Linked DNA regions of Mus musculus: region 1 is linked to region 2. A link is a loop called in an ENCODE intact Hi-C map of the cell type or tissue named here. Cell type or tissue: left cerebral cortex. All regions are shown on one strand. Each heading gives the region's core, and the rest is flanking DNA. Links, peaks and the distances in the headings are about the cores only.

Evidence for each region. Peaks named below come from ENCODE experiments on the same cell type or tissue, not always from the same donor. Only the 100,000 strongest peaks of a DNase experiment are listed, where the experiment ranks them.
Region 1: a loop joins it to region 2, with 7 times the contacts of the local background. A loop is called at or near these places in 19 of 42 quality-filtered maps.

What each region holds. Positions count from the first base shown.
Region 1 is chr14:70,549,439-70,553,551 of GRCm38, reverse strand. No RefSeq gene overlaps it. Among named protein-coding and RNA genes, the nearest start is that of Hr, 2.7 kb to the left of the region's middle. In left cerebral cortex, for the core only: no CTCF peak of the experiment used is centred there; DNase peaks (open chromatin) are centred at 1,384, 2,128 and 3,036; H3K4me3 peaks cover 620 bases; H3K27ac peaks cover 1,490 bases.
Region 2 is chr14:70,645,386-70,649,498 of GRCm38, reverse strand. It overlaps Npm2 (nucleophosmin/nucleoplasmin 2), which reads left to right. Exons shown (of 9, transcript NM_181345.3): 5 at 1-28; 6 at 1,088-1,239; 7 at 1,414-1,454; 8 at 1,829-1,862; 9 at 1,950-2,197. The coding sequence ends at 1,994. Among named protein-coding and RNA genes, the nearest start is that of Gm52133, 2.1 kb to the left of the region's middle. In left cerebral cortex, for the core only: a CTCF peak has its summit at 2,266 (motif pointing right); a DNase peak (open chromatin) is centred at 2,269.

The DNA of each region.
Region 1 (4,113 bases), core at 991-3,490, 96 kb after region 2:
ACGCCCAACGGGTGCTTCCCTTCTCTAAAAGCACCCACCTTCTGCCCCTCTACTCCCCTGCCTCCGAGCCCAGGCTGAAACAGAAGCAACACCACTTACTCTCACTCCCACCCCCCACTGCTGTGGAAGGAATGGATTTGGGTGGCCACAGCCTGGTCCCAAGTCCCTCCACCATCTCTGAAGTTGAGGGGTATCATGAAGAGCCCAATGTCTTTCACTTAAGGGACAGGAGTGAAGGCAAGGAGCTTTTCACCAATTGTTAAGACCAGGATAGGTACTTGGGGGAGGAGGTCTGTCCTTCCATCCTAGCTGCCTGCTCCGACTTGGGCCTTGTTGATACAGATCCTCCTTGCTCCTCTCCTTCACAGAGACCAAGTCTGTGGTGGGCAGGCTGGCAGGGGTTGTTTACATGGCTGGGGTTTTCATACTCCTTTTCTTATCCACTCCTTTGGAGGTGACCTGACCTTAGTTTGCTGAGGGAGCGGAATGAGGAGGGTCTAACAGGGACTGGAGCAGCAGGGGGTCTAGCCTGACCTCTGGCTCCTGGCTCCAGGGCAGGGTGGTGGGGTGGCACGTGCCTGTGGTCCCCATCTAAGTTCCCTGGCCTACCTTAGCAGAGGCTTGTGGGAGAGTCTTGTGGCTTGAGGCCTGGTAGTGGCCAGAGTGGAACCCGGGGCTGTCCTGAGTCCTGGGGGCTTGTGGCTGTCTTCCCCTAAGGTGATAGGGACTGTGTCAGGGGAGCTGAACAGATACCCACCCCCGCACCTCCAGTCGCCATATCTGCCTGTCAGATTATATTGCCTGGGCTAGACCAGAGCTCTCAGGACAGTCTTCTGGAATGCTTAGGGGTTAGTGGAGATGAAGGTGAGGAGAAGTACTGCCCTCACTCCACCACGTTCCCCATCCTTGCCTTAGAGCCTATGCCACAGGCCAGAGTCCTTGCAGCTGGCTGTGCTGTGCCTGAGGATGGAGCAGAGCTGAGGACATACACAAAAGACACAAACACGGGGGAGGGCGCTCGTGGGGGGGGGGAAGCCACCCAGTGTGTGGTCACAAGACCAGATCATGGACCTGGCAAACTTACTAGCACCCCCAGACTCACATGGGCCCAGCCCTCACCCACCCCGACCCCTCACAAACTGACACACATGCTGACACACACTCGTTGCTGACAGGCACAGACTCTCTGACAGCCGGCTGCCCTTTCTCCACCCCAGAGACCCTTACCTGGGCAAGCACAGTACCCCTCAGGCAGAGTAGCCCCCTGCCCAGGGGTGGGCAGCAGGCAGGGCGGGGGAAGGAGCCCCGGAGAGTCAGGCCAAGCTGCCACTAATCCGGGCGGGGAGAGGGGGGGCACCCACGTCAGAGCGGGGACTGCCGGGTGGAGGGCATCTGAGGACATCCCCTCCCACACACGCGGCCGTCTGGGCACCTAGCCCTGCTTCCCCAGCCCCTCCATCCTTCAGACAGCTGAAGCTGGCCTCCCCCTACCCCACCCCCACCCCTGTGGCCATGCTTGGGGTGGGGGGGCATGGGGAAGGGGGATACAGGGCGAAGAAATCTCCCAGGACCAGGGGGAGGGGACAGGGAAGGGAAGTGTGGAGATGCTGCGGGAGCCAGGAGGAAGCTTGGGGTAGATGCTGTCCTTTCTGCTCGCTCGCCCACCCACCCACATCCTTGACCTAATTCCTCTTCTGGAGCCCTTCCTCTCTCTAGCCCTCCCCCACTGCCATCTAGCCTGCGTTGTGTTCCAGGCTGAACTTGGGACCTGTGTGTGCAACGATGCCAGCTCTGCCCCCAGGATCCCCCAACCCTAGGAACCAGCGGTGAAGGTCGCTTGTTAGTGGGCACCAATCTCAGATGCTGGGTGAGAAATGGGGATGTGAACCTGAACAGTTACCCCCTGGAGCTCCTCCAGTGCCTGCCAGGACCCCTAACTCAGCCTGGGCTAGGGCTGCATGTGTGGGACCCAGAGGCTTAGGATGCTGCTGGGAGTGGCAGCTAAAAATAAAGCCACAGGATCCTGTGTGCTGTGACAGAATCCAGAGAAGGGGAAAGTGACCAGGCTAATGAAGGGCCACAGGTCAGAGGGACAGTGATGGAGTCAGAGGCAGAGGGTTAAAAAAGGATGGCAAGAGGTGAAGTGGAGAGAGAAAGGACTGTGAGAGGAAGTCCCGGCTGTCATGGTAACAGGCCAGGAAGAGTAGGAAAAGCTGAGGAGTGGGGGTGGGACCAGAACTCACAGAAGGTATGTGCTAGGGACTGGTCTCTGGTGTCAGGTCCTTTTCCAACCTTGATCCTATCTGGGGAGGAGACCAGGCACACTGGTCTCAAGTAGAAAGTTGGTGGTCCTTGGAAAGTAGGAACAAGACCAGATGCCCTCCCTTTAAGAGGCCAGGCCAGAGCATCAGTGGTGGTCCAGGGCTCTTTTCCAGGGGAGGATAGTGTTGGGTGAAGGTGTGTTTGGGTAGTTCTCAGAGCTGTTCTGAGGGATGTCCAGGTTGCTACCCAGTGCCCCAAGTCTTGGCTCACATTTATGCTTGCCCAGAAATGCCTACCACCTGGACCTTCTACACATTTGTTTTTCTGTGGCCTCAGGATGCTTAGTAACCATGTGATTTTACCCAGCCATTCACCAAGCCATACCAGAGACACTGGTGTTTTGAAAGCTGTGTGGTGGAACTAAGGTGACACGGCACAGCCACCAAAGCAAAAGTTCACTCCCACCCTGAAGAGGTTTAAGATGTTTGATGTATGTGTTGGTTTAGTCACAATCCTCTTTCAGGCTTCGGATGGGTGTCAGGCCTTGAGCTGAGGCTGGGAGCCACAGTTAGAGATATGACCGTGGTGACAAGTGACTCCACGACTTCTAATCCTATGCTGGGGAGTGAGAGAGGCTTCTCAGAGGAAGGGGTGACGTTTCAGTGCAGAAGTTAGACACTAAGCAGGATTTCACCAACAAATCACACAGTTATAAAAATATCACACCTTGGTTCAACCATGTAGTCTGGGATACAACAGTAAAAATAAGGCTGAAGTCTCTCCGTGAGTGGCTAGGCAAGGCAGAGGCATGCGCGCAGAGGGTTCTGAGACAGGTGTATGAGTTGGAGTAGGAGAACAAAGCAGGCCGGGGGAGGGCAGAGGTGGGCTCTGCAGAGCCAGGGCACAGTGGCTTCAGCAGTCCTCCCAGGAGGACCAAGTGACTTTGCCCACCTCTCGGGCAGCACCTCTATAGAGGAGAAAGCCGTTTCACCTGTAAGATGGACAACAGGCCCTTTGCGAAGATTCAAAGAAACCAGCTCTGAAATGCTCAGCACAAGGTCAGGCGAGCAACAAATATCCCACACATGCCAGACTCCTTCTCCCTGCCCCTGCCCCCAGGCAAGGAACAGCCCATTTACTGAATAGTGATTAAGAACATCAACTCTGGAGCCAGACTGCCTGGTCCAAAGCCCAATCCTGCCACTTACTAGCTAGTCCACCTTGGGCAAATCATTTGCCCTTTGTGTGCCTGTTTGGGAAATGGGGATCATAGTAATAGCGGCTACTTCCTTGTCTCCTCACCCCTACAGTTCCTAGCAACACATCTTTTGGGTGAAGTAATGAGGCAGTAAGAGTCAGCATCACATACAGAGGGGATGCCATAGAGAAAAGCCACTGAACCCCAGTCCATGCCAGGCTAAATCAGCCACACAGATTAAGTGCCTTCCCCTCCAATAAAACCCAGATAATCCCTACACCAAGAGTTAATCCTCACAGGACACTCCAATTTAGCAGCTCATAGTTTTCCTCCAACCAGCACTCTTGACTCCGAAGTGGGAAGGAAGGACAGATGGGGTGGGAGGAGGGAGGACCCTGGGTACAACGTGCCTCCTACTTTAGGGGCAGATGACCCAGGGATCAAAGGAGATGGATTAAAGTCAACCCAGGGCAAGCGCCTGGGTCTCTATGGATGGAGAAGGCAAGCATCAGACAAGGGCTATCATTGGCTATCATCATTCCTTTGGCCTGCCCCATCAGCATCCAGGCCCCAGCAGGGTGAGGCGTTGGCTCGTCTCTGAGCCCCGCCCACTTTGACCTGGAAGGTGGGGGCAGCCTGGCCCTAGGCAGCTG
Region 2 (4,113 bases), core at 773-3,272:
GTGTTCCTCAGTGGCCTGGAATGTTATGGTAAGTTGTAGCCTAAGTACCTGAGGCCTCAAGAGATTCTTGACTTTCTGTACAGACCCTCCAAAGTAAATGATTGCCAGTGGCCTGAACTAAACGGCTGTGCCAAGGGCTGTCGTCCCAGCTCTTCTAGCCCTTCCCATGCCCTGTGTGGGCCTCAGGCCTCACCTTTATCATGAGTGAGGTGGTCCTTGTTTCAGCTTCAGAAAATACTGTAGGGTAAACAGGGTCTTCCAAAGGACTCTGGAGCTGAGCCTGGAGGCACAGGCTTGTGCTCTCAGCTCAAAGAGAGCCTGGGCTGTATTCTCAAGACCCTCCACCCAAGAGGGAAGCTCTTATTCTAACTAGTATTTGGGTGTATTTCAAAGAATGGCTACTAGTAATCATGAAGCTATAGTGACAACACGGGCCACAGCAACTTACCTTTGACACCTTTAAAAGCCACTTCCCAGCCTGGCAGGTGGTGCTCCACACCTTTAGTCCCAGTACTTAGGGAGGCAGAGGCAGGTGAATCTGAGTTAGAGACCAAGCCTGGTCTACAGAATGAGTTCCAGGACAGCCATGGCTACACACACACACACACACACACACACACACACACACACACAAATCTGTCTCAAAACACAGAAAAGATCCTCCTCACATTAGACCTTGCCTCTGAACAGGTTCCACTACCTCAGCATGGCACACTAGGAACCAAGTTTCCAGTACATCAACCTTTGAGGGCCAAGCCACCCTGTAGTCCCATCTAGCTCTCCTTCCCTGCTCATCCACCTTCAGCCTTGGCCCAGCCAATTCTAAATACACAGCCATCTCCTGCCTGCCCTCCTTCACCCAACATCTGGGGAACTCTCCTGCCCCTTGCTTCACCCTGGCCTCTACTTTTCAGGGAGGGAGAGAACAGATATGTCCTACTGCAGAAGGTGAACCCTCTCAACCCAGCGCTTGCCTGGGAATAAAGTCAGAGCCACAAGAGGCCTGGATTGGGAGGTGGGTGTTGAGCCTTGAGGTCAGATGCTCTGGTTTTCCCCACCGTGCGCCACTCCTGCCTACCCATTCCAGAGACTTCGGACCTGACCTGGGAAGATGACGAGGAAGAGGAGGAAGAGGAGGAGGAAGAGGATGAAGATGAGGATGCAGATATATCGCTAGAGGAGATACCTGTCAAACAAGTCAAAAGGGTGGCTCCCCAGAAGCAGATGAGCATAGCAAAGGTGGGGGGAAAGAATGAGGTACCCGAGCTGGGCCTCCCGTGTTGGGCACCTGGGACAAGCCAAGACCTCCACCACGGGAGCTCTGCACCTCTCAACTGGGACTGCCCAGCACTCAGTGTTCTGGCTTGGGGTCTTGGATTAGCTTTCCAAATAACACTTGGTTTTTGTTCCCAGAAAAAGAAGGTGGAAAAAGAAGAGGATGAAACAGTAGTGAGGTAATTCATGCAGTTAAATCCCCACCGCACTAGCACTCAGCACCGAACCCGAGGCTTCTGGCATGTTAGCAAACAGGGTACCACTTGAGCTGCAGCCCCAGACTTTGTTTGCTTGGTTTGGTTGGTGGTTTTGTTTGATTTTGAGAAACAGGGTTATCAGTAAGTTGCCCAGGCTGGCCTCGAACTACTGTATAGCCCTGGCAGGTCATAGACTGGTTATTCTCCTGCTTCAACCTCCCTAGTAACTGGGATTTCAGGCCTGCGCACCAGGCCCAGTTGAAACAGCAAAAGCTCTTCCTGTGAGATAGCCAGTCCCGGGAAGCTAAGGCATGAAGCTGCACTCTCTTGCCCACTCTGTCCCTATTCCTTTCCAGGCCCAGCCCTCAGGACAAGAGTCCCTGGAAGAAGGTGAGCAATAAGAAATTGGGGCTGGCCCTGGGGAAGGCTGCCTGGCCAAGGAGGGTTGGTAGACTCTTCAGTCTCTTATCTGCACAGGAGAAATCTACACCCAGAGCAAAGAAGCCAGTGACCAAGAAATGACCTCATCTTAGCATCTTCTGCGTCCAAGGCAGGATGTCCAGCAGCTGTGCTCTGGTGCAGGTGTCCAGCCCCACCACCCTAGTCTGAATGTAATAAGGTGGTGTGGCTGTAACCCTGTAACCCAGCCCTCCAGTTTCCGGAGGCTCTTGGTGAAGAGCCCCCAGCAAGCTCGCCTAGGGCCACAATAAAATTTGCATGATCAGAACCTCCCTCTGCCTCCCCCTCCCTGGATGGGTCTCCTCGCTGCTGCGATAGCTCATGTGCCCAGCAGAGGGCAACCACGAGCAAGAAACCAGCCCCATGTTGCTTTTCCTAGGTTTCCACCCCAGGATTGAGGGAAGGCCTAGTGGGCTAGCCTCAGCCACGGTTTCAGTGAGCTGGGGCTGAGGAGGCTATTTTTCTTTGAGGCAGGCAAGGTTGAGGTTTACAAGTGCAGAGCTCTAGAACCCAACCTGGGTCAGATCCTTCCATTTCCCTGTTCTTATCAGGCCAATGTCAAGGGTATATGGGACAGGGACAGGAGTAGGGGTGAGGGGAGAGTGTGTGGGGGCGGGAAGCGCAGCATACGCTGCCATTACAGTTATGAGATGAAGGACCATATGACACTTAACAGGACACAGGCAGTGACAGCTGGAAAACAGTGGATGACCACTGCATGGCTCTGGCTACCTGGCCTCCTCAGAATGCTGAGGGACCTTTGGAACCTGTTCACTGGGGAGTGGGCATGGTTTCATACCTGATTTGAGTAGGACACACAGTAAATCCTAGGGCAAAGGCCTGTGCTCCTGGAGGGACCGGAGCTAGGAGGCTCCTGCCTGACATTGAAGGCAGCATCCCTGTAGGCTAGGCCAGAAACAAGCGAGCAAAGACCTGCTGGTAAGCCCCGTGTATGAGCCCCGGGGGGTTATAAACAAGCTGATTCCTGGTCAGTTCCTTGGCCCTTGGTGCAGATGATGCTCATCCAGCCTGGTCCACTGGTATCAGTCACAGTTGTATAGAAAGAGCCAAGATAACCTGCCTCCATGCCCACTGAAGTCACCTGGATAGCCTGGTGGTAACACAAAGCCAGCACCCTGATTTCATTCCCGGCAAATGCTTTGGAGGAAGAACACCAGGGTGTTAAGAGACCTGAAGAGGGGGCTGGAGAGATGGCTCAGCAGTTAAGAGCACTGACTGCTCTTCCAGAGGTCCTGAGTTCCATCCCCAGCAACCACATGGTGGCTCACAACCATCTGTAATGGGATCTGATACCCTCTTCTGGTGTGTCTGAAGACAGAAACAGTGTACTTATATTATAAAATCTTTAAAAAACAAAAAAACAAAAAAAAAAAAACTGGGGCCGAATGTGGTGGCACACGCCTTTAATCCCAGCACTTGGGAGGCAGAAGCAGGCAAATTTCTGAGTTTGACGAGGCCAGCCTTGTCTACAGAGTGAGTTCCAGGACAGCCAGGGCTACACAGAGAAACCCTGACTCGAAAAAAAACCAAAAAACAAAAAATCTGAAAAGGCCCTGGGGAACAGGCAGCTGACATGGAGGATGGGGGGAAGCTAGAAAGACCTTTCCTGTGAGTGCATCTACTCTGGGTCAGGGTACATCTGGGTGTCCACCCAGGAGGATGGCTGTCATGGCAGCAGTAGCTACAAGCCCAGAAAATACATGCTGTCCCCAGACTGCTGCTTATACCACGATTATACTCTAAGGTTAGGTTAGCTTCATTTCTTAAAAGAGAGCAGCACAGAAGTTAACAGTCTGCACCAACGACATGGAGCAGAAGGGGGAGCCAGAGAGTCTGGCATTGGAGCCTTTGCTTTTGACCACTCTGCAGATGGAGAATTTCCTGCCAGTTTGCAGTCAGTCTTGTGAGCTGAGTGAGGGCAGGGACTAGAGAGTGCAGTCCTCAGTGAGGAAAGCCTATTCATGGTCAGGTACAGACATAGACATCTTCCCTCCTGCATCCATCCCCAGGCAAGGCTCAACGTATAGGAGCACTTAACAAATACCCCAGATCCGTCCATGAGACTGACTGCCTGCATGGATGCACAAATTTCCAGTGAGTCACATGTCAGTCTACGCTGCTAGGGGTACCCTTTGCCCTAACCCGCCTGTGTTTGCAGGAA